Regions from separate parts of the Homo sapiens genome. Here region 1 is linked to region 2. A link is a loop called in an ENCODE intact Hi-C map of the cell type or tissue named here. Cell type or tissue: HepG2. All regions are shown on one strand. Each heading gives the region's core, and the rest is flanking DNA. Links, peaks and the distances in the headings are about the cores only. Region 1 has its middle 110 kb from the start of BCL2L14. Region 2 has its middle 46 kb from the start of BCL2L14.

What was found. Hi-C counts contacts between places; a loop is a spot of excess contacts. Peaks named below come from ENCODE experiments on the same cell type or tissue, not always from the same donor. Only the 100,000 strongest peaks of a DNase experiment are listed, where the experiment ranks them.
Region 1: a loop joins it to region 2, with 11 times the contacts of the local background. A loop is called at or near these places in 5 of 110 quality-filtered maps.

Annotation. Positions count from the first base shown.
Region 1 is chr12:11,953,034-11,968,555 of GRCh38, forward strand. No RefSeq gene overlaps it. Among named protein-coding and RNA genes, the nearest start is that of BCL2L14, 110 kb to the right of the region's middle. RefSeq lists enhancers at 1,385-1,594, 5,542-6,741 and a silencer at 5,282-5,576. In HepG2, for the core only: no CTCF peak of the experiment used is centred there; a DNase peak (open chromatin) is centred at 6,338; H3K27me3 peaks cover 71 bases.
Region 2 is chr12:12,017,285-12,032,806 of GRCh38, forward strand. No RefSeq gene overlaps it. Among named protein-coding and RNA genes, the nearest start is that of BCL2L14, 46 kb to the right of the region's middle. RefSeq lists enhancers at 6,779-6,828, 15,020-15,069, 15,520-15,522 and a silencer at 11,482-11,551. In HepG2, for the core only: no CTCF peak of the experiment used is centred there; no DNase peak of the experiment used is centred there; H3K27me3 peaks cover 1,902 bases.

The DNA.
Region 1 (15,522 bases), core at 3,456-8,455, 65 kb before region 2:
AGGCCCACGACCTCTGTAAGACCCTCGCCTGCTCAGTCAGTTTCATCGTTTGTAAATAAGAATACTGTTGAGCAGAGAGGTGCAGGTGAGAGATTGTCCAAAAATGCTTTGAAAAGGATGCTAAGTAACAGTTAGCTTTTATTATCCCTATGTTTCTGCTAATCAAACCCAGGATAGTTTTCTACAGCAATCTGTGAGAGGCTCCATTATATACTGTATTTGAATATTCCAAACTACTCCTTTGCAGGAAGGAGTAATTCTCTCACATGCTCCTGCCTTGAGTGCTGAGTGGAGTTACAGAAGGTGAAGGGCCACAGAGGAGAATGGCTGCCAGGCATCTTTCCATACCAGCTCCTTCTTTCCATTCCTTCTTGGGCATGGATTTATATAGCACATTAACAAAGAGCCAGGGAGGAAAGGAAGAATTTCTAAACCCTTTGCTAGAAATCCTCAAGTGTTTAGCTACACTGGAGCTACCCCAGGTGCTGCTACCCCAGGTCCTCTCTGTGACCCTGCCCCGTCTCTGCTGGCTGAACACCATATCTGAATGACTGTGCCCTGACTACTGAGCTCCAAGGGTCTGGAATGCCACTTCACATCACAGGATAACAAGGCAGCAGCTGTCCACCCCTCTGAGCACGCCTGGACATCTGGCTGGTGTCTTTCCAAAGGTCTCCATCCTGAGCAGTCCTCAAGCAAACACTCGAACCTCCTGTGGTGAACTCAGGCCAAGACTATGTGCTTGACTGTCGGTGGCAGCTGCTGAGCTCCAGATGACACGGGTCATGAAGAGTTGGGCTTTTATCTCAGTTCTTCAAACAACCAGATCAGACGTAACAGGTAAGCAATCGGATTTATTTGCCCAGCTCTAAACTCTTGTGCCTATCAGAAAGAATCAAGCCAAACCCTGAAAGGTCAATTTCAGATGCTGTGTCATTATCCTCACCGAGACTTTTTCCTTCTTTCTCAGTTTTCTCAAGTTGTTTAGAGGAGAACTGCAGGGAATTTTCCCACAATATCCAGGAACGAACACCCAGTAACATCTCCCTGAATCTGCAGTGTTATCCTAAAATTCAAGTACATTTGTAGCCGATCCGTCTGCATCTGCACAATATCCCTAAGTATCATGGTGGGGAGACTGGGATATTCGTAGTCTGTACCCTCAGGGAGAAGGCTCTCCTATCTTGGTGCCTATAGAATGGCAGGGAGAGGAGATAATGCTATGAAAACAGTAGGAAGAGCCCCTGCCATTCAAAGAATCAGTCTACCCTTGAAATTAGACCTCATGCAACCTCCCTTCCTGATGCAAACCTGAAACCACCCATGGCCTCATGGACAGGAAGCCACCCAGCTTGATCTGTACAAACGTCCTTAGAGTTGGCTGCATGAGGCTGCCCCTGGCTCTGACACACACTCAATTATTTGGGAAAAAAAAAAAACTGCCTTATACTGAAATGAAACCAGCTTCTTTAGCACTTCCTTCCATTGATCCATCAGCTATAATGCACTTGCATTCTATCTTCAAAAAATATGGGCAGCCAAAATAAAAGGAACGGGTGTCTGCTCTATCTCTTCTAGACCTTCCTCTCTGAGAGGTCCTTTAGCTTGTTTTGTGACACTTTTTAAAGTAAGACATTTAGACTCATATCTTGACAAATTATAAATGGCTTTCTCCAGTTGCCCCTTTTCCTGCCCCACTCCTCTGTCCTTCCTTACAGCATAAGACCTTCTAGTCATTGCAGTTTTCAACATAAACAGATAGCAGAGAACACCCGGCAAAGACCAACATAAGTGGCTGTGCACATCAAGAAAAAGACAGTTATGCCTGCTTCTCAGTGATTATTAAGGGAAAATAAAACCTACAATGATAAACTTCACATTTTGCTAATTTCCAGTCATGTGTCTCCATCCAGGCATTGCCCACAACCTTAACTTCTCTCCAAAAGTATCTGAGCCAATGTGTCAACATTGCTCCAAATACAAGGTGCAAGTATACACTACTGACATGAACCATCATCCAAAACTTACCTATCTTCCTCTCACAGTCACCCCCACCTGCCAGAACACTCCCTGGTGGTGGGAAGAGAGGTGGCAAAAAGCAGGGCATTAACTAATTAACACGTCCTTTCACTCAACACGCTTGCCTTGAAGCAATTTTGTTTTCACAGCATCGGGCTGGAAAAAAAAGACCTTGAAAAATCATAGCCAATGCCTCATACGTTCTGGTAGATCTATATTTGAAATCTCCAAAGCAGTAGAGAATTTTTTTATGGTTGATGTTGATGATGATGATGGTGACATTTTTGTGTGTTGTTTGTTTTACATTATAAGTATTTCAACGTAAAGAGAGAAGCGTAGGCAATAATAAATATCTATGTAGCCACAATCTAGCTAACACAATAATTTACCATATTTTGTTCCAATTTTTTTGTAAAAAAACAAACAAACAAACAAAAAACAAAAAGCATTGAGATGCATGTACTTCTGTTGGAGCATCCCTCCCTGATCCCAGTCACTTCCCTCCACTCCAGCAGGCAGCCACTGGCCTGAGGCTAATGGTAACCATGCCATGAAGATCTTTAAAAGATACTCACTACATATGTACGCATAAAGAAATGGAATTTTTCTTTCTACATAAATTCTATCATATTGTATGTTCTAATCTGCACTTGCTCTTTTCACTTGACATCCTCCTTTTCGATAGAGCCATAATGACCCATGCTGCCTAACTCATACATCCCAATGGCTAGTATTTCTCCCATCTTAAAAACAAAAACCTTCCATGAACTTTGCCAACCATGTACTGCCCCCCTCTCTGTTGTACTCTTCACCTTTCTTGCAATACAACTCCCTGCAAGTGTTGTCCACACTCCCGATCTCCTAGTTTTCTCCCAAACTCTCTCAACTCACTCCAGTTAGACTTCACTAGCAAGAAACTTGGGTATCGTAGCTAAAAATCCTTCCAGCCTAGAATTAGGACTTTGCTTCATGAGTGGCCAAGAGAAGCGTCATGTCTCAGTTCCCGGTGGTGGTTTCTGTGTGCCCTGGTAGCTTGACAGCACCTTCCTCAGTTTGTCTGTCCTCCACGTTAGCACATGGGACCAAGCACCTGGTGAACTGGCCCACCTTGGAAGCTGCTGGCAATTCTGCTGCCTCTGCCACCACGAGACTCTGAAGAATACTGTACATACACAGATGCCCCGTCTAGAAGTCCTTTCTGACAAGTCCTAAGGACATGCATGAACATCACATTGAGCCTTTCCTTCCCTTGCGAACACCATCATGTGGGAGAAGGGGAAGAGCCACTATCCAGGTCTCCCCACCTGTGGATCACTCTCAGCATCCACTCATCTCACCAGCTGCTAGGCTGACAGAGATCCACAGTGTGGCCAAGAAGAGCTTTTCACTCCATCCGCTCCGCCCCTAAAAACACACCTCTGTTGGAGTTACTGTAAGGGTCTGTGAATGAATGTTTAGATCCCCATTAGGGAAAGAGATCAGGGCTCAGGGATCAAGGATACGTGGTTCTCAGAGCTCATCACCTGCGAGAGGATACCTTTATTGTTCATCCATATGCTGATCCCAGCCTTGCTCCCTGCCCCACTCATACGAAAAGCCTAACTATAGCTAACTCTATTTATAAATCCCATGAATACACAAGTCAGGCTTACGGTGGTTTTGTAAACCATTTCTCTCCTTTTATTTTTATTTTTTTGTCCTATTCAATTACTTTGCATCTCAGTTGATGCCAAAATATCAGTGGATATGCACACATTCTAAAAACTTCAGTGTACTGCTCAGAAAATATGGAAAAACAGACACTCTGAATATCCTCTCCAAAGCTCAGCACTGAGAAACAAACTACCTGTGCAAAGAAAACCGCAAATAGATGCTGTTTGCCCTGTTTGTTTATAGATGAATTTTCATTTTGCATTATGCTTTTCATACGAGTGCATCCTAAAAAGATTTTCACAATGAACTGTGTACATGTAGTAAAGATTGCAAAAAGAGGGAAATAATAAAGGATAAAAGCAAAGACTAAACTTTCTACCAAAGATTTTGGAGGAAAAAGCGTTGGCCAGGATAAATAAAATATTTTTAAATGAGTGGTGTATAATTAAATGGTCAGAGAAATAACTGAAGGCAAGTAAATTGACTTTCTTTTCCTTTTTTTACATTTCTTATTTCTCCCTTGCATAAGACAACCAAGGTTTGAGCCAGCTGCTGTCTTCTTCCTATCTATGGGACTTTGAGAAGTTTATTTCTGTTACCTCCATAAGCCTCAGTCTCTTCATCTGTTAAATAAAAGATAATTGGAGGCTGAGGCAGGAGAATGGCGTGAACCCGGAAGGCGGAGCTTGCAGTGAGCCGAGACTGCGCCACTGCACTCCAGCCTGGGTGACAGTGAGACTCCATCTCAAAAAAAAAAAAAAAAAACAAAAAAACAAAAAAAAAAAAACACACATAATTGGCTGGGCATGGTGGCTCATGCCTGTAATCCCAGCACTTTGGGAGGCTGAGGCAGGCGGTTCACAAGATCAAGAGATCGAGACCATCCTGGCCAACATGGTGAAACCCCGTCTCTACTAAAAATACAAAAATTAGCTGGGCATGGTGGTGTGTGCCTATAATCCCAGCTACTCAGCAGGCTGAGGCAGAGAATTGCTTGATTGCTTGAACCTGGGAGGCGGAGACTGCAGTGAGCCAAGATCGCACCACTGCACACCAGCCTAGAGATAGAGTGAGACTCCGTCTCAAAAAAAAAAAAAAAAAAAAAAATTACAGGACCCATCTCTTTGAGTAACTGTATTAAATGTGAATGCAGCACCTAGCCACATTACTATGCACATAGAAAGTATTCAATAATGTTTACTGCTATTAATATTAATATTTCCTTCATAAATTTATTAATATTCATTTTCTCCCATCTTAACCCTTCTGGGCCCCTCAATCCACTGGACCTGCCTTCAGCCTCCTGCCTCTTTACTGCCTTCATTCGCACTTCTTTGAGTCAGGTTGGCAAACCCCTTCATAATCCGCCCAATCTAGTTTTCCAGCCCCCAATACTCTCCTGACCTATAAATTCGCTTTCTGCATTGGCCACAATGAACTCCTCCCAGGTGGCAGCTCTTTGGATCTCTCTATCCTTCCTTTCTTTGTGCTCTTTTCCTGGAATGTCCTTCTCTTGTCATCCTACCCAAGACAATCAGTTTCTCCCTCTATCGCTCCTTGAATTCGCCTCTGATATTGCACTTGTGTCTGCATATTGACAGGTTTATGGAAGACACTTCCTAGCCATCTTGTGAGCTCCTTGAAGGAACTGTGTCTTTATCTGTATAGCCCCACCTAGCAGATGCTCAAGGCATGCTTGTGGAATGAATAAGGGAACAGATCATTTCTTCTGAGCTGTTTGCAGTCTGGCTAAGCCAATTGAAAGAATGCCTTCTCTTGCAATCTACAAATTGAAAAGCCTGTGAGACCCTCAGGACACTCAGGCAAGTTTTCCAGCATATGTGACAATACCAAGCCTTAGTGCATTTGCCTCTCACGTGGAGGAGTCTCTTCTAAAAATGAAACAGAGATGAAGGGTGAGACTCTTACAGTGGTTCAACTCCCCTAAGATCCTCTTGTGATTTAGAAGCATCTTGGAAAGAAATCCTTGACACTCGCCTCGCCCACCCTGAGCTATAAGGTAAAGCTCTCGGTGGTAAACGTGGCTCCCTGGTAGGGAGACTTCTTTTATCCTCATTGTTTCTGGAGGGGGAAGTGTTAGCACAGAGACTCCCTGGGAAACCCGAGGATGCCTCACCACCTCACCATAACAGCAGGAAACCCAGAAATGATTCACAGCTGAAACCTCTGGCCCACATCGACACATCACATCACATGGTTGTTTCAACTGGAAACCAAACAGCCATCTGGGCATGATTATCTGTATTTTTGTGAAGGTGTAAATACACAGTGAGTAGGAAGAGTCCAATAAAACCTATTATAATGTTGGTGGTGGGCACCACAAAGAGAGCACCCCTTAATAGACATTCCCTGGTCCAGTGAAAGACATACTTTGTACTGAGTCCCGCGCCTGGGAGACCTTCCAGGAAAGTAAATCCCCAGGAGAGAGAGGCATTTCCCAGTAGGTGCTTTGCTTTTTGGTTGTTTTCTTTTCTTGGTTGTTTACTTTGTTCTACTTTGTTTTTACTACAGTTCTGTCCTACTGGTGGCGGAGTGGGACTCCTTCATGATGTGGCACAGTTTCCTTGAGTTTTAGGAAGAAACGGCCCATGTGGCAGATTCAGAAACAATGAATCAGCACCTAAACAAACAGGAAGGTAAGCGGCCCTCCCAAGGTCACCTGGGTAGTGGCAGGGTGTGAACCAGAGTCCAGGTGTCCTGACCACCCACCACCGCCTGTCCTCCTCCCTCATACAAGATCCCTTCTAGGCCAGCGCTGAGAATAAAGGCAGCGGCATCATGGGGAGGGGGTGAGGACAGAAGGGTCAGGGAAGGCACTGGGAGGGAGAGGCAATCCCAACCCAACTCCAACAGCCTAGGGTCAAAGCCCAGCTCCACTCCTGGCAGCTGTGAGACTTTGGTGCATTTAATGTCCTTGAGCCTCTATTTCTTCACCTGGAAAATGGGATTGATGACAATATGCGTCCCTCCAACAACTAAATGGCACATCAAAGCTTTGGTTAAAGGGGTTGGCACATCGTGAGGACCACGTCAGCTCTTAATACTCCAATGATGGCTTCCCTATAAGTGCAGAGTCTTCTTCAAGTGGTGGTTAGCACGGGTTTTGCCTGTTCCTTTAATCATGGCTGTGAATTTGCTCCGGCACCATTGTTCCCAAAGTAGAATTTACTGGCAGCTTCCCCCCACCCATGACCCATCTCTGCTTGGAAATTTTTTAGTAGTAGTACTGGCTACTTTTAAGGAGAACTCATTCCACTGTTGCACAATGGCAGCTCTTAGAAAGATCCCTCTTGAATTGGGATAAAATCTGATCTCCCTCTCTATAATTTCTCCCCACTGGTCTTAACACTACTGCTTTGCTTCCCATACTTGGAGAAATGCTCCCCCAGAGACTCTAGGTGATGTATTGGGGATCAGTAAACCCATAAAATAAATAAGGCATGTTTTCCTTATGAATCAAATTAAAATGAAGATTTCTTAGGGAAACAGAATTTAAGCTTTGCATTGAATGGTTATGCTTTTTAAAATATGTTTCAGGCTGGGCATGGTGGCTCACGCCTGTAATCCCAGCACTGGGAGGCCGAGGCGGGCAGATCACCTGAGGTCAGGAGTTCGAGGCCAGTCTGGCCAACATGGCGAAACCCCGTCTCTACTAAAAAATACAAAAATGAGCCGGGCTTGGTGGTGGGCGCCAGTAATCCCAGCTACTGGGGAGGCTGAGGCAGGTGAATCGCTTGAACCCAGGAGGTGGAGGTTGCAGTGAGCCAAGATCACGCCACTGCACTCCAGCCCAGGCAACAGAGCGAGACTCTGTCTCAAAAAAAAAAAAAATTACATTTCAATTTAAGATATTTTTTATTAAAACAAACAAGCATATTTTAGTATATAATATAAAATTCAAATCATTTCTTTTTCAGATTTGGCACAAAAAAGTTTGCTTCGGGCAACCATTGCCAGCTCTATCCAGACCTCCAAGGAGTGAGTATCTATTCACTTGCCTCTGACACTGAGGATTTCTAGATGGAGAAGGCTGAGAAATGCTACTCTGTTGAACAGAGCTACAAAGAACAAATGTAATTCCTTTCCCATGGGGCTGCCCATCAAGTTTTCCTAAGATCTTACAGTTGGAAAGAGACTTAGAAGTTGTCTAAATCGATCTCCCTTCTGCAGCAATCCTAACAGATGGTCACCCAGCCTCCGCTGGATCAGGCTCAGAGCGGAGAAGAGACCACATGGTAATCATTGCCATTGCATCGCTGGCCAGCTCTGATTGTTAGAATGTTCTTTTCTTAAGCCTAGCGCCATGCACAGGGGCCCTGGAATGTGGCAGACCTGAGGTGGACTCTTGAACCAGCCGCTTCACCTCACCGGGGCTCAGTTTCCTGTAATCCCAGCACTTTGGGAGGCCAAGGCAGGCGGATCATCTGAGGTCGGTAGTTCGAGACCAGCCTGGCCAACATGGCGAAACGCCGTCTCTACTAAAAATACAAAAATTAACCGGGCTTGGAGGCAGGCACCTGTAATCCCAGCTACTCGGGAGGCTGAGGCAGGAAAATGCTGTAAAATGGGGTGAATGGTGTTAGCTATATCACGAGGAACAAAAAATGGACAAAAAGCCCTTAGCATTCTGCCTGGCATGTTGAAGGATTCAATAAATGTTCCCTATCATCACCATTCCCTTCCACAGCTTCCATAAGCTAAAATTCTAGAGCCTGTTTGTAATGCTTCTGCAACACCATGCTTTACATATTTGAAAACAGTTAATATACTCTCCCCTGGCTGCACCTAAAAAGCTTTTGTTCCTAAGTTAAATATGCCCCCACCTTCCTTGATAGAATTAACCTCGAAACCTTTCAGTGTATGTTTTTCAGAAAGCTGTTTGAAAGCATGTTAAAAATTCTTAGGAATGAACTGGAGAAATGTCAGAAGACAAAAAGTGCCACGGAGAAAACAAAGGGAGCAGAGGAAAGGGATGGAAAAGGCTAGAATGCAGGGGGCGGGTGCAGTTTAAAATACAGGAGTCGAGTAGCTCACATTCAAAGAACTGGGCTTTCTTATGAAGTTTGATTGGAGACCCTGGCCTGGACCAAAATGGGGCACTCCACTCCTTCTCAGAGTTGCAGGCAGACAGATCTGCCGTGCAGCACTGGCCACCCAGGCTGAAAAGCAGGAAGACCCGAGGAGGGGCTTGGCGAGGGCAGCCCAAGTCTGCTCACTGGGTGGCCAGAAGCACAGCATCATCCTGTGGCCTCCACAGAGAGGGCCAGGAAGCAGGAGGTGGGGCACCAGGAGACCCTGTCTTTACATCATGCTCCAACCCCTAAAAATATGGCCCAATGCATGTATCAAGCTCTCATCCATCCAATTAATTCCTCCTTCTCTTATAGAGAAGAGCAACCAAGGCCCGGCATGATGGCTCATGCCTGTAATCCCAGCATTTTGGGAGGCTAAGGCAGGAAGATCACTTGAGCCCAGGAGTTTGAGATCAGCCTGACCTACATAGCGAAACCCTGTCTCTACTAAAAATACAAAAATTAGCCAGGCGTGGTGACACATATCTGTAACCCCAGGTACTTGGGAGGCTGAGGCAGGAGAATCACTTGAACCCAGGAGGCGGAGGTTGCAGTGAGCCAAGATCATGCCACTGCACTCCAGCCTGGGCGACAGAGGGAGACCTTGTCTCAAAAAAAAAAAAAAAAAAAAAAAGCAGCAACCAAGTGTTAGGAACTGAACTGTGTCCCTCAGAAGTTCATATGTTGGGCCAGGCACTGTGGCTCATGCCTGTAATCCCAGCACTTTGGGAGGCCAAGGTGGGTGGATCACCTGAGGTCGGGAGTTCGAGACCATCCTGACCAACATGGAGAAACCCCATCTCTACCAAAAATACAAAATTAGCTGGTCGTGGTGGCGCATGTCTGTAATCCCAGCTACTCGGGAGGCTGAGGTAGGAGAATCGCTTGAACCCAGGACGCAGAGGTTGCAGTGAGCCGAGATCACGCCATTGACTCCAGCCTGGGCAACAGGAGCCAAACTCCATCTCAAAAAAAAAAAGTTAGTATGTTGAAGTCCTAAATTCCAGTGTGACTGTGTTCGAAGATAGGGACTTTATGGAGGGACTTAAGGTTAAATGAAGCCATGATGATGGGACCCTAATGTGATAGAACCAGGGCAGATCACTTGAGCCCTTGTAAGAAGAGGAAAAGACACCAGAGCTCGCTTCCCACCTGCCGCAGAAGAAAGGACCAAGCGAGGAAACCGTCAGAAGGTGATCATCTGCAAGCCACAGGAGAAACCAGCCCTGCCCACACCGTGACCCTGGACTTCCAGCCTCCAGAACTGTGAGAAAATGCATTTCTGTTGTTTAAGCCACCCAGTGTGCTATTTTGTTACAACAGCCCAAACCAACTCAAACACATAGCATAGCAGTTCCTCAAAAAAGTGGCAATGTTAGTGGAAGTTTCTTCCTTTATGGGTTGAAGCAGAACATGGGGAGAGAAGAGTTCCCCATTGTAGGTAGATTCTTAAAATAATTCAATGCTGTAATTATAACAGATAAGAATGTAGGCTAAAACTAAATTTAAACAGGAAGTTACTTATTTACCTCTAGCTATGAGTTCAATATATTATCTTATTCTTGGAAAAGAAAGAAATGAAATAAAGCCTTGAACAGAGGAAACAGTAAAGAAATAAATCTGCATGGAAGAAAATGGAAAAAGTAAATGAAGTTGGAAGTTGTTAAGTACCAGTATTCTTTAAATTATTTACATGAATTCAGATGTGTAAATCCTCATTGAAGGCAGGAACATTTGTAAAGTATTTACTGGACGCCATTTGTAAAGTCCTTTACTGGACGTATTCAGGGGGCTGAACTAAGTGTGGAAGCTATTAATAAAATAAAAGGTAATATTGATCGTGCCTTTAGAAACTTCTATTTTAGAATGCAAATACTAATAATACCCGCTGAGAATTTAGAGACTATCCCTTATCTCCAGAGGCACTAGCCGCCCTGCAAAGGTTAGGGAGCTCAACAGAAGACCAAAGGGGCTAACAGCAAGATGGAGCAGGAGAGAACCCATTTACCTGGCAGGTGTGAGAAGAGTCAAGGTGTTTCTAAGCACACAGCTGAAAATGGAAAACAGGTGGGTGCTCCTGAGCAGGGGTTGGGGGCCAGAAACAAAGAGGGGCACCCATCAGCACTGTGTTGACAGGGGGGATGAAATTTCAGAGAGATCATCTGGGCCCAAACCCACAGAGCCGAAGGGCCCGGAACACGGGTAACGGGTGAATGTATTCAGTCGGGCCTCCTGCCGCTTGTGGACCTGCTGAGGCCTTTGACGCCACATAAACCAAAATGAGCTGAGGCTTGGAGACTGGGTGGAAGCACTTGGGAATCTCATTTGACCTGTGGATTTTACTGATGGGAAAAAGGAGAAGATGCTCAGAGTGGTGGTCAGCTGCTCTGCCCACATGGGCCACCCAAGAGCACCCACAACCCGCCCTTACACCATGTCCATAGAAAGGGAGTGGTTTTTGGGTTCAGAGGAGAAAGATATCACTTCCTTCTGGGAGCAGGCGTCGGGTAGAGAAAGGGATCAGGCAGGTCTCAGGTTACGCAACAAGAAAGCTCAAACCACCTCTGTCAAACTCCCTCTGATTCTCCTTCATCCTCCTGTTCCAGAGCTTGGTGACTAGGATGCTCCTCTGTGTCCTGTGCAATCTCACAGGCCTTGAGCTTGTTCCCCGGGAGTAACCTCTGCAGAAGCAGGAAATGCCCTCTAGTCAGCTCTTCCGAATGTGAGAAATGAAAGCCTTACCAAAGGAAAGCTGAGGAAACGTGTTCTTCCTTCCTTCCTCCCATCCTTCCTCCCTCTCTTCCTTCCCTCCATCTTTTTTTTTTTTTTTTTTTTTTTTTTTTTTGAGACAGGGTCTTGCTCTGTCACCAGGGCTGGAAAACAGTGGCACCATCATGGCTAACTGCAGCCTTGACCTCCCAGGCTCAAAGAATCCTCCAACCTCAGCCTCGCAAGTAGCTAGGACTATAGGCATGTGCCACCACACCTAGCTAATTTTAAAATAAAATATTGTACAGACACAAGGTCTCACTTTGTTACCCAGGCTGGTCTTGAACTTCTGAGCGCAAGGGATCCTCCCACCTTAGCCTCCCAAGTAGCTGGGATTACAAGTGTGCGCCACCATGCCTGACTAATCTTTGTATTTTTAGTAGAGATGGGGTTTTGCCATGTTGCCCAGGCTGGTCTTGCATTCCTGGCCCCAAGTGATCCTCCTGCCTCGGCCTCCCAAAGTGCTGGGATTACAGGCATGAGCCACCACACCCAGCCTCCGTCCCTTCTTTCTTTATCTTTTCTTCCTTCCATTCTTCTTCTATCTTTCCTTCTCTCCCACCCTTCCTCCTTTCCTCCCTTTCTTTTTTCCTTTCTTCCATCTTTTATTCCTTCCTTCCTCACTTTCTCCCTCTATTGTTTACCATTTATTGAGCCGGTCAGCCCTTTGCCAAAGATCACAGAATGCATATAAAGATATGTTCTAGATCATGATTTTGCAGTGCTTACAACCTTAGGGGGAAAAAAAAAACGGATGATGAGTTAAAAATTAAACCAGCCGGTGAGGGGCCACTAGCTTCACTGAGGCAAAGAACCTCGAAGCATGATTCCATTTCCACAGATGGGGCCGCAGGAGAATATTCTGAGCCCAGCACAGAGGCCCAGATACACTGTGTTCTTCTGGGAGTCCAAATCCAGCCCTGAGAGCCCTGTGTAGGAGGGGGCTACGGCTCAGTGGAGGTTTCCTCTGCCTTTAAAATAGTTCTGGGATGTGATTTTTTGCCTTGAGTTACTAAGCTGAAAAAACAAGCCAGAAATACCTATTTTGCTCAAAATAGCCCAGTCCTCCCTTATGCCAGGTTCTCGGAAGCTGCCTTGGGTGCCTCTGCCCCACACAAACTCCCAGCACCGCCCACCTTGGTGACTGATGATGTGGGCAGAGGGGAGCAGAATGGGAAGCAGCAGCTTGGCTTCTCTGCCTGGCCTCTCTGTGCTCTTTTGTTTTGTGTTTTTGAGACAGAGCCTCACTCCGTCACCCAGGCTGGAGTACAGTGGTGTGATCTCAACTCACTGCAACTTCTACCTCCCGGGTTCAAGTGATTCTCATGCCTGAGCCTCCCAAGTAGCTGGGATTACAGGCACGCACCACCACGCCTGGCTAATTTTTGTATTTTTAGGAGAGACGGGGTTTCACCATGTTGGCCAGGCTGGTCTTGAACTCCTCACCTCAAGTGATCCGCCCGCCTCGGCCTCTCAAAGTGCTGGGATTACAGGCGTGAGCCACCACTCCAGGCCAGTGACTTTTTGAATTACAGTTTTTTCCAGATCCTGAAGTCTCCCATTCCTGCTCAGTCTCTACCCTCTACTCATCATAGTTCCTGTTTTTTGAGTACTAGATACTTTGTATATATTTTTTAACTTGTCTTTAATTATTGTCCTATTTACAGATGAAAAAACTGAAGATCAGAGAGGTTGTATAACTTGCCTAAGGTCATAAAACTACTTAATGATGAAAATTTAAAACCAAGTCTGTCTGACTCTGTAGCCATGGTTCTCACTGTCTGGTCCCTGGACCAGCTGTATCAGCACCTCCTGGGAACTCATCAGAGACCTAATGAGTCAGAAATTTGGGGGGTCAGGTGGAGCCATCTGTGTCCTGGCAAGCCTCAAGGTGATTCTACTGGACACTCCCAACCAAGAACCACTGTTCCAGCACGTTCCCTTCATCTCCACGCCATGCTGCGTCTCCAACTTCCTGCTCTCCAAAGGCAAAACTCACCATGAGGGAATCATCCAGAAATAAAGTTGATTTTCACTTCTCCCTGCAGATGCTCCCAGGGAGTTAAAGGTGACTCTTCACTCCAGACTCTAAATTTGACCCCCTTTCAGGCGGCCACCCCAGGTTCATTATCACACCAATCAGCCAACTGTTTTGAGTAGAAATCTCCTTTCCCACCCTGTAAGGAATTCCAGGACACCGTCTATGAAGAGGGAAATCATAACTTGGCTATTTGTTCAGGACACCCCTACCCTCTTCCAGACCAGCAGCTCATTGAGACACCTGCCCTCGAGATACCACTTGACTACTGCCGCCAGTCGACAATTATTGATCAAGTACTGTGTCAGGTCCTCTGCTAGGCCGTTTGAGACATGTTATCTCAATTAATCCTTACAACAACCCAAGAGGTAGACATGATTATTAGCCCATTTCAAAAACAAGAAAACTGAGGCACAGATTATTTGCCTAACTTCACTAGCTAATAAATTACTGAGATGAGACTTAAACTCAGTTTGTCTCAAGAACCCCATGGTCTTATCCAGTATGCCCTATTGCCTGTTACGGGCCTTTGTCAAACAAGTCTTCTCTCTTGGTGCACTCCAGGCCAACTTTCTGTGTTCCAGCTTGAGAGTCCTCTTTGCAGCCATGTGAATCCAGTGTCTTCCTCTCGTTAATCCTCTAGGACACCTCTGCCCAGCTTTCTTCCATCCCCCCGCACCTGGCCATTTCCCTCTGGAGCTGTTTCCTACTAGCTGGGCTCTCACCTCCCAGACACTTTTCCTTCCTTTAGACCAGCTTCATCTCCTCTATGTGCTGCTCAGCATGGAATAAATTCTATCTTTTTCCAATTCCCAATTTCTAAGGCAGGTTTTTTTTTTTTTTTAATCTTACCATCTCTGCTTTGACCAGACACTTGGTACAACTTCAAACATTGTCGCCTGTGGTTTGGCTGCCTAACAAGGAGCTCTTGGCCCGCTTCGAAGCCAGCCTTCTTGAAGCCTGCCCTCACATTTAGCGCCCTTAATATAGACTCTGTCTACCACAGATCAGCGTGTACTGAGAAGATAGATCGGAATCAGGGAGGAGGCTATTTCATTGCCTGGTGGTGGAACCAATACTCAGTCTGGTGATATAAACTGAAAAATGCAAAAGTGGGGAAGGCAAGGTGAAGAGCGAAGGCAGCTTCTCAGACTTGGCTCGTGAGTTCATAGTAAGGCATCTCCAACAAGAGTCTTGCAGCGGCCTCCTGGAGGGTCCCTTCCATCCACAGTGATTGGGGCACAGGCTGGCTCAACCATAAAGGCAAACAGGAAACTCTGCCAGCAAAGGAAAAAGGAAGCTCTCAGATTCCTGTTCCAAGCAGCCTTCTGGGAAGGACTTTATCTTGGGGGAAAGTTTTACTAAAGGAAATTTGACCTGAAGTTGCAAGTTTCCTTTGTTGAGAAAAGCAAATAACATGAAAGGGGAGAAAAGCAACAAGATGAAAGATTGGTCATCACAGATGCAGATCTAATCTCTGCCATAATATAAACTGGAAGAACCTAGAACCCTGGGAGGTGAGAGTGGCAGGCGGTGGGGGGGTGACATGAGCAGAAACAACAGACAAGACGAGGCTGACCTCCCACAGGGGCAGCGAGGGCCCTGGCTGACCAGAGAACAGGACGAAATAAGGCTTTCCAGGGCAGGTTAGAGTCCTTTAGTATCAGGATGCAGTGTTTATAATCTCATGGGCCATGGAGAATTCTGTGCTCTAAGCATCTGGGAAATGAGATAATCAAAGCATATAAATAATACCAGTCAACTTTTTTAAAAAACGGTCAGTATTTTTAAACACATATTAAAATCTTCTTGAGCCCTTTGCACATATTAACTAATTTAAACCTCACAACAACCCTATGAAATACATAACCAATATTATCACTTCCCTTTATAGGAGCACAGAAAGGTTAAGCACCTTGTTCAAGGTCACACAGTTTGTAAGGCTCAAAA
Region 2 (15,522 bases), core at 3,718-8,717:
CATCTGGGTCTTGTGTGATTGCCATCCAAAGATAAGGAAGGGAAAGAGGAGAGTCCTGGCATGGAGTTCCAAGCAGGCTCAGAGCCCCGGGCCTGCCTTTCCATCACATTAAAGAATGTGGCTGCTGTGCCCTGGAGCGGTTCCCTAGTCACACCAGGTGATGGGAGCCAGGAGCATGGGATAGAAGGAGCCTGGTCACTGTCCAGCCCAGAGTATCGCTCAGTGTTGGCTCCCCTGCCAGTCTCTTCCAGGGTATCTGACACCCAAACAGGTTGGTGCCTGGAATTAGGGTATTAGGCCACTGGACCTTCTTGGGGAGCTCTAGGGGGTCTCTGGGAACTTGAATAAGAGCTGCTCCAAAAACTTCTCTGAATCCTGCACCCCTCCCTTAGCAAGCAGTATGCTGGTAAAAGGTTAACAACCAAGTATCTGGCGAAAAAATGCCCTGATTCATAGCATTTGCTAACTCCCATGGTGTAAATACTCTCCTACCTTGGCCAATTTCAAGTGGCCAGTGTTATGTTAACTAGATCACAAAAATCCTGAAAATTAACATTGAGTTTTCTCAAGCCAGAATGAGCCCCTCTTCTACACCACAGCCCTGAGCCCTCTGGAACCAAAGGAGAACTCAGAAATCAGGAATCATTTGGTCCCAGGCTTTCCAGGTGCCAGAATGAACCACGAGCTCCCGGTGAAGCCGCAAGTTTTATGAGTCTGCAGCACCTCACAGTGGAGGGACCCTGGTGGGGGCAGGAGGAAGGAACGGAAGTTGGCTAATTAGAGACCCTAAAAAGCCCCCAGAGAATGCAAGTAAGAGAGAAAAAGGGATTGGGAGTAAATGCTAGGAACTCAAGCATTCAAACCTCTGTGTGGTCCACAAAACAAAAACTGTGAGGTATTTAACCACCTCTCCTTCTTATTTCCTGAGTGTGTTCCTGTCTCAGTCCATCATTTTCCAGAGAAAATCTTCCTAAAGGATGTTAGGAAGCAGCTGTCCATCCCATATCCCTGAGAAGGGGTGCCCTGCCCCTGCAACGTACTAAACACAAGGTGGTGGCTGACATGGAGGAATCTGTCCCCTACACACATAGGACCACTCTGCCAGCCAGGCCCAGGTAGCACCTGGGATGAACTCCCCTCACCCTGCTCCCTGGTCCTCTCCCTACTAAGTCCCATCTAACACACTCCTGCTTGGCTAAGGGAGGAAAATCGCACCTCCTCCAACTCCTCTGATGTCCCTACAGTCCATCCAAACTCACTTACAAGAGTAAGGATTCTTGGATCGACACAGGCCCCTTCCCTTGGGCAGTTTCGGCTTAGCAGGCGTTCTGGGAAGACAGCCAAGCAGTAACTCACTTATGAAAGACTTCATTCTGTGCCTGCTCTCCTCACCCAACAGCTGACACACATGGACCCCCCTCGCTGCCATTTTAGTGGCCCTGGCTGGTCAGAACCTACTCACCTGGCCCGAGAGGCCCACAGTGTCCTGCCTCCACTCCCTTTCCTAGAGCCCTGGATTCCATTCCTACCTCTGCCGCTAATTGCCTCGAACACTCATTTAATCTCTTCTGACTATGGTTTCCTTATCTGGAACACACAAATGGTTGGACTTCAATAATATTCCATACAAGTTTTATAGAAAAATAAGATTTGTTTGGAACTTTAAAGCGATCAAGTATTTTCACTTAATTATTACAAAAAGTATGTGATATAAGTAGTAATATTAGATAATATTAGGAACTGAGGCTCAGAGAGCCTGGGAAATGCATTCCAGATTACCTGGATAAGAGGTAGCCCACCCAAACTCGATCTCATTCCTCTGACAGCCAACACTGCACACAGACACCTGAGCAAGTTGCTACAACTGGGATCCCACAGCAGAGTCCCACAGCTGTTCCTCAGTTAGCATTCATGTCCCTTTGATTCACCAGTTTAACACAATAAATTCCGTTCATTCTAGGCTGAGAGACTAACGTGAATACGCTCAATGTCCAGGAGAAAACTAGGGTCTGTCCTGAGCAAAGTTGGTGAGTGAGCGCCATTTACCTTCCCTGAGCCCCCCAACCTTCTGTGCACAATTCTATGTCCTATACCTTTGCCTTTGCAATCTAACATTCTTCCTTGTCTTTTTTTTTTTTTTTTTTTTTTTTTCTGTTAGAGTCAGGGTCTCTTGTTCCGTCACCAAGGCTGGAGTGCAGTGGCACAATCATGGCTTACTGCAGCCTCATACTCCTGGGCTCAAGCGATCCTCTTGCCTCAGCCTCCCAAGTTGAGGACTACAGGCATGAGCCACTGCATCTGGCACCTTTCTTGTCTTAATACTGTTCTAGTCCATCCAAAACAACAACAACAACAGCAACAACATTTCAATCAAAGAAACATACAATACTGCCTCCCCACCTCCTGCAATAAAACAAGTGCTGACACCCACCTTCCACAAAAGAGGAGAAAGGGACCCTTTCACCCGACATGAGGGTTTCTTTCACTTTTTTCTTTCTTTTTTTTTTTTTTTGGTGGGGTGACAGGCTCTCACTCTGTCGCCCAGGCTGGAGTGCAGTGGTAAAATCACAGCTCACTGTAGCCTCAACCTTCTGGGTCAAGCGATCCTCCCTGAGCCTCGGCCTCCTGAGTAGCCAGGACTGCAGGAGCACACCACCACCATTCATTAGCGGCCCTGCCTGACTAATTTTTTTATTTTTTATAGAGATATGGTCTCATTATGTTGCTCAGGCTGAACTCAAACTCCTGGATTCAAGCAATCCACTCGCCTCAGCCTCCCAAAGTGCTGGGATTATAGGTATGAGTCACCGCGCCTGGCCTATTTCACATAGTTCTCGCCCTTAGTCCTATGCTGCCCTGTCTACCTTGGGGCAGAATTTTTCCATCTGCCCCAAGCGCTGTATTCTTATAACCATCCTGTCTCTTTATTTATTGTATGTCCTGGATGCCAGCGAGGCCCCCCTCTACACACACACTCAAGAAGGTTAAGGCAAGAGGAAGAAACAAAAAGAGGGACAATTTACTGCCCTTTACATAGCACTTTGTCATAACAATACCCTTCCAAAGCCCTCACTGAACGGTGAGAACAATCCAATGAAGTAGGTTTTGTTATGTCTGTTTTTACAGAAAAGGACACTGAGGCTCAAAGACTTTGTAGGTCATTCACCTCGTAAGTAGAAGAGCCAGAATGGGAATCCATGTTCATCTGACTCCAAAGGCAATGGAATGGCCAGGCCCCTCCCTAGGAAATTATCTAATAGGACTCTTCAAGGATATTTGCCTTTTAACAGGAGTGTCTTGAAGCCAGGGTCTCACAAACCAGGCAACAGAGCTCGAAGCGGTCATACCCAATACCTGCTGATGCAATCATATGGACCCAATGGGTTTGAAGCGGGGTGATCTCTTACTGCACCAATTAAATAGTCATCAGTTCTACCAACCATAAAACCAACCATAAATGTAAACAAAGAATTCCTGATCCCACGGGTCTGGACACTAAAAGTGTCCCCAAACTTAGAGAAGTTCTGGAAAAGAACATATCAAAATTTTGGCTTTGCTCCAGATGCTATAGGAAACTGTACGTCACAAGAGTTCTCCATTATTGCCCAGACAATGGAAATAGCAACCACGCAGCACCTTCTAAAATCCCTTGCAGTCTGAGACGTGTGGTGGAGACCCTGGTTTTCATTCATTATGCATGAACCCAAAGTACAGACTTGCAGACCTTCCTAGAAATGAGTAGTAAGTTCAGACCATCAGAATATTCAGAAACCTGATGTATTTCAGAGACTTTAGCAGTAAAAAGGGGTCAGAACACTAGAATAGCTGTCTGGTGAAATCTAGGAGCTTTGTTCATAAAGACATTATGATTCAGTTAATGAGATTTGGCAAGGTATTAACCATCTTGGTAGACCAATAATGGTTGGCTGCTATGGAGTTTAGACTGGGAAATAGAAAACTGAACTGTTATCAGAAAAGTTTGAGATACTTTCCTATACTTTTTGTATAAGATGAAAGCCTGCAAAAGATGAGGCTCAAAAGATATGGAGACAACCTAAATGTCCATCAATGGATGAATGGATAAAGAAAATGTAAAATATATATATATATATATATATATATACACACACACACACACATATATACAATGGAGTATTATTCAGCGTTAAAGGGCCGGGGGCAGGATCCTGTCATTTGCAACATGGATGAACCTGGAGGACATTATGCTAAGTGAAATAAGCCTGATTCAGAAAGACAAATACTGCATGATCTGACTTATGCAAAAAATCTAAAATAATCAAACTCACAGAAGCAGAGAGCAGAACAGTGGTTGCCAGGGGGTAATAGGGAGGGAAAATGGGGAGATGTTGGTCAAAAGGTAAAAAGTTTTAGTTATGCAAGATGAATAATTTCTGGAGGTCTATCGTACAGCACGGTGACTATAGTTAATAATACTGTATTGTACACTTGAAACTTGCTAAGAGGTAAGATCTTAAGTACTCCCATCACAAAATAAGAGAAAATGACTACTATGTGAGGTGATAGAGATGTTAATAGCTTGACTGTGTGATCATTTAATCATGTATACATATCTCAAAACATCGGTTGTACACCTTAACTACATACAATTTCTATTTGTCAATTATACTCCAATAAGAGTTGGGGGAAATGGAAAAAGATGAGCTTCCATAAATCATCTGAGCATATCAGGAAGTGAAACATGCAGGTGTTGAGAATAAAAACATAATTATCTGCTGGGCGAGGTGGCTCACGTCTTGAATCCTAGCACTTTGGGAGGCCGAGGCAGGTAGATCACCTGAGGTTAGGAGTTTGAGACCATCCTGGGCAACATGGTGAAACCCTGTCTCTACTAAAAATACAAAAATTAGCCGGGCGTGGTGGCATGTGCCTGTAGTCCCAGCTACTTGGGAGGCTGAGGCAGGAGAATCGCTTGAACCTGGGAGGTGGATGTTGCAGTGAGCCAAGATTACACCACTGCACTCCAGCCTGGGCGACAGAGCGAGACAGAGAGAAAAATAATACTAATAAAATAAAATTAATAATAAAATAAAACCGTAATTACCTAGTGTGTGGCCTTTCCTGGAGAAAGGCTCTGCACACTGCCCAAGAGCAGGCCTTAATGCCATGAGCTGAACCAGCGGGGCTGGACTCAAGGGTTCAAGGGTGCGGAGTGAGAGGAGAAACAACAAAGGGAAACTGGGGACAGCTGCTCTGGTGAACTCAAGGAAGCCACCTGAGATGGGGAGGGAAGGAAAAGGGGGTTAGTAGAGCTTCAGGGAAACGCAGAGGAGAAGACTGATTTCACCCGGTGATAGAAACAAAGGAAAAGGGAAAACAGAAGCCACGTTGTGGTGGTCAGTGCTGCAAGAAGGACTCTAGGAGAGATAGCTTCTAATGAGAAGAGGAACCGGGGCCAGCAAGACTGGCTCCAGGAGGAAAGTTCTGTGAGGTCCATGAAAGAGGAAGTAGGGAGGAATCGCTGTTGAAATTCTCATTGTGAATGGATGGATCCCAAGTCCTGGAGGAATGGGCAGAAAACAGAAAGCAAAGAAAAAGAAATGTAAAAGAAGGCTTCAAAGCCTAATTAAAGTCATATAAAGAGGATAAAGAGTAATTCAAAGAAGCAATGTGAGAAAAGAAACACTAAAAAGAAGACAAGAGGACCCTAGGGAAGGAAAAACTGGGTGTACATTTGTGTAAGAAATCTAGGTATTACCTGTTTGAAGCAGTTTATTCACCAGGAACTAGGAAAGGAACTGGCTCTGTGGATTTCCTTACCAGACAATTTTCAGAGTGAGATTTTTGTTTACAGTTTATTATAAGAACCTTCCAAAGACTTATGGGATCTGGATCTGATGATACATAACAATGCTTATGACCTAAAAAAGCAAAACGATTCACTTCATGGAAATGCATGTTCCCCGAAAGAAATCCATAGAGCCCCCTAATGAAATTTTCAAGAGAAAAGCTATGTACAAACATATGATCCGCTTCCTAAACGCCACAAGAAAGGTACAGGTGGAAGGAGTAGAGGAAGATTTCCACGGATTCTTGAGAAAAAAATGAAATGGGAAATCTAAGACGAGTGCCCAACAAACCAAATAATGCAGGTTTCAAGAGCACAGAACTGAATGGGGTTTATTTAAACACACATACCAGCTGCTGCCACATGGCTACCAAATGGAAACTGAGCCAGGAGGGTGGCCCAGTTTCTAGGTACAAGAAAGAACAGAGGTTGTGACGCAACAGGAATGATGTTTCCATTTGTATTTTATGAAGTTAACAGCCAAAATTCACCTCTGAAAACCTAAGTTTGGCAGTGGTATAAAGAAGGGAGGAAATTCCTGATGGAACAAGAAGGGATTAAAAACAAAAGAGGGGAGATCAGCGGGAGGGCAGGCCTCTGATCTTCCCTGGCTGGCAGTGGTGGACAAGTAGGAAAATGATGTGAGCAGATGCTCAAGGAAAGTGGCCCTGAAATCAAAGGCTTTGAAGAGATAAGCAGAGTCCCTCAAGCAAAGCAATAAACAGAGAAACCAGGATGAATACATTGGAATCGAAATGATGAAATGTAAAGTACCACAGAGAGGTTTCTAGAAAAGCATCCAGAGATGGAAATGGGGAAAAGAGAAAGATACAGCAGAAATAAATTGCATACGAGATTCTAGTGTGTGCTAGAAATGTAGGGAGGAAAGAGTGATGATAAAATTAAAAGAAAGAAGTGGATAGATCTTAGTGGCATGATTGAAATGGATAATGAAAGGGATCTTTATGAAACTGTTGCCAGGAGAAGGAAAGATATAGAAAGCGAAAAAAAGGCTGTAGGTTAATTCCAGTATGACAAGAATAACAAAGAAATGCATGAATTCTCAGCCAACAGCCCGTATCAAGAGACAAGCATGTTCTGGCTGTGTGTGAAGGGCACACCATGCCAGGGGCTCTCCCTGCCAACGCCTGCAGACTTTTGCTCCTCACCTGGACCTCACAGCGCACCTGTTTTCAATGACACATGGCGGAAAAGGGTCAAAAGATGAATAAGGCCAGGCGCAGTGGCTCACGCCTGTAATCCCAACACTTTGGGAGGCCAAGGCGAGTGAATCACTTGTGGCCAGAAGTTTGAGACCAGCCTGGCCAAAATAGCAAAACCCTGTCTCTGCTAAAGATACACAAAATTAGCCAGGTATCGTGGCACACACCTGTATAATACCAGCTACTGAGGCTGAGGCACGAGAATCACTTGAACCTGGGAGGCAGAGGTTGCAGTGAGCTGAGATCGCACCACTGCACTCCAGCCTGGGTGAAAGAAGTGAGACTCTGTCTCAAAAAAAAAAAAAAAAAGGATAAAATGATACTCATTTCTTCCTTGGTCCCATCGACAAACATTTATCAAGAGATGTCTACGTGCCAAGCACGGTGCTTGATACTGAGAAAATACAATAATTGATAAGCAACATAGATATTCTGACAAAAATGGAAGCAAAAAGGGGAGGAGGTCTAAAATATAGAATTTTCCAGATAAGACAGAGCAAAGTTCAAAGCCGTGAAAATGAGAGTCAATGTGAAATATGACAGAAATGGGGACACCAAGGTGGACACAAGATGACCGTATATTCTCCTCGAAGGGGAACAAGATAGGAAAGGAAAGTGGGAAACAAAAAGTGGAAGTAACGTCAAGAGCCCCTAATGGGGCTCTAATAGGCTCTAACCTGAGTCCTAGCCCTTACTCAGCTGGTTCCCAGATGATCTTGAGCAAAGTGCTTCTGTGCTCTGAGCCTCAGTTCCCTTAACTATAAAATAAACTAATGATGTCTGGTCTAACTTGTGGTTGTCACCACGACACAGTAAGGGGTATTGGTTGTGCCCTCCTGCCATAAACAACAATAAAACTGGACGAATTATATGAAACTGTTTTCAGGTGCAACGCTACAGATGGTGCAGGGATGTGATGCTTGAGAGAAGAAACACAAGAGGTGAAACCCACATTTACTCTGGCCTCCTGCCTGGGGCTTTCCAACCACAGCACGCGGAAGTGGAGCCCAAACTGAGGATGGAGGAAAGAGACCGAAGGTTAGGGCTGCTGCAGGGATTGAGTGTGTGGGACAGGGTACGAGAGAGGCAGGAGCTGCACAGAGCAGAAATCCAAAAATCTGCAGAGGAGACCACCTGAATCTAGTTGAAAACAAAACTGCACATGTACAGGGTAATGTTTTCACAAAGCCTAGTAGAGAATAGGTAGCAGGGGCAAGGTGCAGTAGCTCATGCCTGTAATCCCAGCATCTTAGGAGAGGCTGAGGCAAGAGGATCGCTTGAGCCCAGGAGTTCAAAACCAGCCTGGGCAATATAGCAAGACCTCATCTCTACAAAAAATTTTAAAAATTAGCTAGGTGTGGTGGCATGCACCTATAGTTCCAGCTACTTGGGAGGCTGTGGCAGGAGGATCCCTTGAGCCCAGGAGCTTCAGGCTACAGTGAGCTAAGATTGTGCTGCTGCACTCCAGCCTGGGTGACAGAGTGAGACCCTGTTTCTTAAAAAAAGAAAAAAAAGAGAGAGAGAGAGAGAATAGGTAGTAGGAGCTGTGCACTGAACAGAGATTCCAGAGGTCACATGGTGGGAAGAGACACTGTGTTCTCAGTGTCCATGGTGGAAAGAGCTTGATGAACAGCCTGGGCTTTCAACAGAGGCCCGGGAAAGGCCACACCTGTGGAGCTGGGCCACCCCAGCACTAGAGAGAGGCTGCACTGGACCCATCAAAACAAAGCCAAATTACAACACTCAATAATGGATCCAAGCGGATCCACCAATAAATTAACCACCTGCCAAAACAAATGCAATGATCCTTACAGGAAGATAATAAAACCATAATGTTTGACATGTAATAAAAAATTACTCAATGTGTAACAAGGAGGAAACAAGTAGTATAGAAAGCAGCCAATAGAAAGAATCCCAGAGGTGATACAGATGGAATTAGCAAAGAAAAACTTTAAAATGACTAAATATATTGAAGAATTTAAAGGGAAAAAGTGGACATAAGGAATGAAAAACAGTTACTCATTGGAAAATAGACATTATGAAAAGAAACAAGATGAAAATCATGGGACTCAAAAATCTACAATAACTGCCTGGGCACGGTGGCTCACACCTGTAATCCCAACACTTTGGGAGGCCCAGCCGGGCAGATCATTGAGGCCAGGAGTTCAAGACCAGCCTGGCCAACATGGTGAAACTGTGTCTCTACTGAAAATCAAGAAAAAAAAAAAAGAACTGGGCGTGGTGGTGGAAGCCCGTAATCCCAGCTACTAGGGAGGCTGAGGCAGGAGAATCGTTTGAATCCGGGAGGCAGAGGTTGCAGTGAGCCGAGATTGCACCACTGCACTCCAGCCTGGGCAGCAGAGCAAGATTCTGTCTAAAAAATATGTTTATATATGTATCTAAAATAACTGAAATAAGTCACAAGATGGGCTTAACAGAAGATTAGACACTGCAAAAGAAAAGATTAGTAGACATGAAGACAGAATAATAAAAATTATCCAAGCTGATGCACACAGAGCAAAAAAGGACTAGAATAAAAGAATAGAGCTTGAGTTACACATATGGGATATTATTAACCAGTCTAACAGATACATAACTGTAGTCTCAGTAGGAAAGCAAAGAGGAATTGGGGCAGAAGAAATATTTCAAAAAATAATGACCTCCTAATGTGACAAAAAAGTACCAATCCACTGATCCAAGAATCTCAATGTATCTTAAACAAGATAAACACAAAGAAAACCACATTTAAGCACATCATAGCCAAACGTTGTAAAACAATGATGAAGAAAAGATCTCAAAAGAATTCAGGGGACAAAAAAAAAAATCCCACCTGACTACAGTGGTGCAATAATGAGAATTATCACTGACATCTCACCAGAAATGTTGCAATCCTGAAGATAACAGAATCCCATCTTTGAAGTTCTAAAAGAAAAAAAACTGCTAACTTAGAATTCTACATCCAGTGGAAATATCCTTCAAAAATGAAGGCAAAATGAATAAATAAAAGCTGAGATAACTTATCACCAGCACAACTGCACAATGAAAAATATTAAAGAAAGTTCCTCAAGCCAAAGGGAAATGATACCAGATAGAAACAGAACTATAATACACACAGGAATGTGCCAGAAATGGTAAATCTATGGGGTCACTATAGAACACTTTTATTTTTTAATTTCTTTAAACTACATTGTCTGCTTAAAGCAAAAATGAAGTCTCACTAATTCAAGTCAGACTGTGCTCAGCTAAGGAACTGAAATAAAAGAGTTGTAGGTCAGAAGTCAATAGAGGAAAGAGAATACTCACAAGCACTTCATTAACCCAAAAAGAGGCAGGAGAGTCGGGGAGAAGGAACAAAGAATAGATGGGAAAATCTAGAACAAATAGCAAGATGGTAGAATTAGATGCAACCTAACTCAATGCTATGGTGAATGAAATGAAACCATGGCAATGGAACTCTGGTATAGCTGCCCTCATCACACGTGAGGCTCTGGCTGTGCGTTTCTGGGTGAAGGGGAGGAAGGTGACGAGGAAGGAAGTAGAAAAGCAAACTTATGGGACATAGAAATTCTAATAAAATAGGTTCTAGGTGCTCAAGCCTAGAGACATGCTTCTAAGTCCAACTACTCACTGTGAATACCTGGTGGAAAGATGACACCCTTTCCACCAGGGTGGATGACGTCAAGCAGACCCACCAATAAACTAACCACCTGCCAAAACAAATGCAATGCTCTTTAAAGGAAGACAATAAAGCCCATAATGTTTAGCATGTAATAAAAAATTACTCGGCCTGGCGCAGTGGCTCACACCTGTAATCCCAGCACTTTGGGAGGCTGAAGCAGGTGGATCACCTGAGGTCAGGAGTTCGAGACCAGCCTGGCCAACATGGAAAAACCCCGTCTCTACTAAAAATACAAAAAATTACTTGGGTGTGGTGGCATGTGCCTGTAATCCCAGCTACTCAGGAGGCTGAGGCAGGAGAATCGCTTGAAACCGGGAGGCGAAGGTGGCAGTGAGCTGAGATCGCGCCACTGCGCTCCAGCCTGGGCAACAAGAGCAAGACTCCAACTCAAAAAAAAAAAAAAAAATTACTCAATATGTAACAAGGAGGAAACAAAAGCAGTCAACAGAAAGAGTTCCAGAGGCGATACAGATGGAATTCCACCAGGAAAACTAGAAAAAGGCTCTGTCTACAGAAGGGACAGTGTAAACAGAATGGCAGAAGAGAGCAGAAACAGAGGATCTAGAAAGAAGAAGTATAATCCAACGCTGACATAGGGAGGAGGGAACTGTAAAATTAGAATCTGACAAGGTTTTAATAGGCAATAGGCAACGATCAATTAAAACAGGGCTGTCATGATACGTCTGGACAGACTCAGTTATTTGACCCATGAAGGTTCTGGAGATGAAGGCACTGCAACACCAGGTCTAAATGTGTCATCCCAAACATTTGTAGCTAAGTGGCAGAGAGAAATGACCAAGAATGATTCAGTTCAGTTCGGCACTCGTTTACTGGGGACCTTCTGACACCAGGCTCTGTGTCAGGTACAGAGGATATAAAAATTACTAAGACCAAGTCCATGCCTTTAAGGGGAAACCCAGTTCTACTGGGGGAAACAGGCATGGCAACACATCAGAAAGTAGTGTGTCCAAGCATCCACCTGTCACTTACCAGCTGAGAGAGTCTGGATATGTGCCCTGCCCAAATCTCATGTTGGATTGTAATCCCCCGTGTTGAAGGTGGGGCCTGGTGGGAGGTGACTGACCCACGGGAGTGGATTTCTCATTAATGGTTTAGCCCCAACCCCAGGATGCTGTCCTTACGAAAGTGAGTTCATTCTCATGAGATCTGGTCGTTTCAAAGTGTCTGGCACCTCCCCCTCCCTTGCTCCTGTTTTGCCACGTGATATGCCTGCTTCGACTTTGCACTCCACCACGATTGGAAGCTTCCTTAGGCCTCCCCAGAAGCAGATGCTGCTATGCTTCCTGTATAGCCTGCAGAACCATGAACCAATAATACCTCTTTTCTTATAAATTACTCAGTCTCCGGTATTTCTTTGTAGCAGTGCAAGAATGGCCTAGCACACCAGCTATGTGGCTTTGCACAAATCCTTTAACCTCAGTTTCATCATCCATAAAATGAGGATAATAATAACCACCTAGCAAGACTAATGTGAACATTCTAGAAATAATTTTAAAAGTGCCTAGCTCACCACCTGGCCTATAGTAATTCAGCAGCTCTCAACTTGAGAACAAGACACACATTAGAATCTAGGTGGCAAAAGGAGGGTATTTCTAACTAGTCCCAGCCTACCTCCCACTCATATCCTGATTCCCCTGGAAGGATGTGCCTACCTATTCTAAACCCATTACCCTGGATGAAGAAACACTATGTCTCATGCACGATATAAAGTGTGGGAGTGTGTTTTGCATGTGAATGATGCATAGGTAGAATAAAGTTTGAGAATCACTCTGTAAGCATTCATCTCAGTTCAACACTTATAAAGCACCTACTGTGTGCCAGGCTCATAAAAAAACTAGTTTGGATTATTTCCACATAATGATAGAGGTATGTATAAAATCCTAAGAGAATATAATACAGGAGAAGGCACTCAGCCTGGGGGGTCAGGAAGGCCCACAAGCCTTGGCAGTTACCCGGACTAGCAAAGGTGAGAAGATCATCTCAGGGGAATAGAAAGGTATAAGTTGGCAATAGCATGGTGTGTGCAAGGAACTAGGATCCAAGCATCAAACAGGGTCAAGGAATTAAATATTTGGGAGAGGCAGACAAGCGCAAGTTTATGAAAGACATGCAAAGAAACCTACTTAATCCTGTGGGTGGTGAGAGCCACAGAAGAGCATGATGAAAAGGAGACCCAGGCTCCTCTGTGCTCCAGGTCAGTATCTCTGAAAGCAGTTCCCAAGCTAAATGTCATGATGAAAGCACAAGGAGCCTCAGAGAGCTCAGCCTGCAGAGGAATTCATTCCTCAGGGGCAGTGTGCACTGCTCACTCAACTTTGCTTCTCCAGCACCCACCCAAGTCTGACCCCACTGGAGGCACTAGGTTCATTGTACAGAACTGATATTAATAAACTTCCTTATCCAGAACTTGTGCAATAGCCGAGCATAGTGGCTCAGGCCTGTAATTCCAACACTTTGGGAGGCCACGGCAGGCAGATTGCTTGAGCCCAGGAGTTCGAGACCAGCCTGGGCAACATGGTGAAGGCCCATCTCTACAGAACTACAAAAATTAGCCAGGAGTGGTGGTGCACGCCTGTGGTCCCAGCTACTAAGGAGGCTGAGGTGGGAGGATCTCTTCAGTCTAGGAAGTCGAGGCTGCAGTGAGCCATGATTGCAACACTGCACTCCAGCCTGGGCAAAAGAGTGAGACCCTGTCTCCAATAAAAAAAAAAACAAAACAAAAAAGAGAACCTGTGCATTTTAACATTATCTCCAACTATGGAATTCATTCAATCACCAACTTTTATTAACCATCAAGCAGGGAGGGAAGATATGAACAGAAATACAGTCAGGGCTTTACGACAGGGATACATCTGGGAAATGCATCATTAGGCAGTTTTGTTGTGTGAACATGATAGAGTGCACTCACAGAATCCTAGATGGTACAGCCTACAGCCTACAACACAAACAGGCTACGGTGTATAGCCCATTGCTCCTTGGCTACAAACCTGTACAGCAAGTAACTGTACTGAATATCATAGCCACTTGTAACACAATGGTATTTGGGTATCTAAACAAACCTCACGTGAAAAAGGTACAGTATAAAAGATTAAAAATGGGCTGGGCGTGGTGGCTCATGCCTGTAATCCCAGCACTTTGGGAGGCCAAGGTGGGCGGATCACGAGGTCAGGAGATCGAGACCATCCTGGCTAACACAGTGAAACCCCGTCTCTACTGAAAATACAAAAAATTAGCCGGGCATGGTGGCAGGCGCCTGTAGTCCCAGCTACTCAAGAGGCTAAGGCAGGAGAATGGCATGAACCCGGGAGGCGGAGCTTGCAGTGAGCCAAGACTGGGCCACTGTACTCCAGCCTGGGCGACAGAGCGAGACTCCATCTCAAAAAAAAAAAAAAAAAAAAGATTAAAAATGGTACACCTGTATAGGGCACTTACCAAAATGGCTGTTGCAGAACTCGAAGTTACTCTCGGTGAGTCAGTGAGTGAGTGGTGAGTGAATGTGAAGGACTGGGATATTATTGTCCACTACTGTAGACTTTATAAACACAGTACACTTAGGCTACACTGTTTATTTTTAAAATAAAGTAATTGAGCTACAACATGACAATGGCTACAGCGTCACTAGGTGATAGGAATTTTTCAGCCCCATTATAATCTTATGGGACCACCTTCATACATACAGTCGGTTTTTGACTGAAACATCATTACATTCAGCACGTGAATGTAATTGCGATGAAGTGAAAGATAAAGGTTATAGTTCTAGTGTATCCACAGTGCTTTAGGAGATGAACTGTTAGGGAAAGCCAGAAAAATCTCCACCACGGAAAAAATATTTGGCCTGCGTCTTGAAGGATAAATAGGAAGTCAGTACTCAGACAGGTGCCAGTGTTTTTCAGCCTGAGGCAGGGAGGTATGAGAGACAGCTGGAAGGGTTTGAGAATGGGTGGTGAGAACTTACACTTACTGGGGACTGGATATAAGAATGCAGTAAGACGTGGACCTAGCACCGTGATTTTTCGACCTGGGCTACACATCAGAAACACCTAGCGAGCTTTTAAATCTTCCAGGGCCCAAACCACATTGTGAACCAATTAAATCAGGACGTCTGGGGCTAGAAGCCAGTCATCAGTATCTTTTTTTAAGCTCCCAAAGTGATTCCAATGTGCTGCCAAGTCTCAGAACCACTAGTCTAGAAAGGAGGGATAAGGATTTTCAGCAGCCCCCACAGAACCGGCCCTCCTGGTGACCCTGCAATCCTGGCACACACACCCCACCCCGCCTGGGAGAAAGACCGGCCACACCACAGTCATCGGCTGTTTCCTGCTGCTCCTTTCCTCCCACCAGCATTTTACTCTGAAATAGTGGTTCTCAAAGTGTGGTCTCCAGACTGTAGCATCAGCCTCAGGGGGAAATTCTTAAAAATGCAAATTTCCCAGCCGCACCCTGGACGCATTCACCCAAAAACTCTGGGAGTGGAGCCCAGCAACTGAGCCATGCTAAGGTTGGTGAGCCGCTGCTCTGGAACATTGATCCCTCCCAAACTGCAGCAAAGCAAGCACCTGGGTGTAGCTCTGGCTGTGTAGGTGCTACTACAATCTGCTGGAGTCACTGCTTGTCGGCAGAGATGCCGTGGGAGCTGGCCTGGGTGCCTCCACGTTGGCCGTCACCACCAGGCAGTGGCCTTTGGCCTGGAATCGAAGGTACCAGAGGGCTGATAGCTCAGTTTTTTTATGGCACCAAGAAAAGACTTTCAGATTGGAGGTATGGGATTTTCT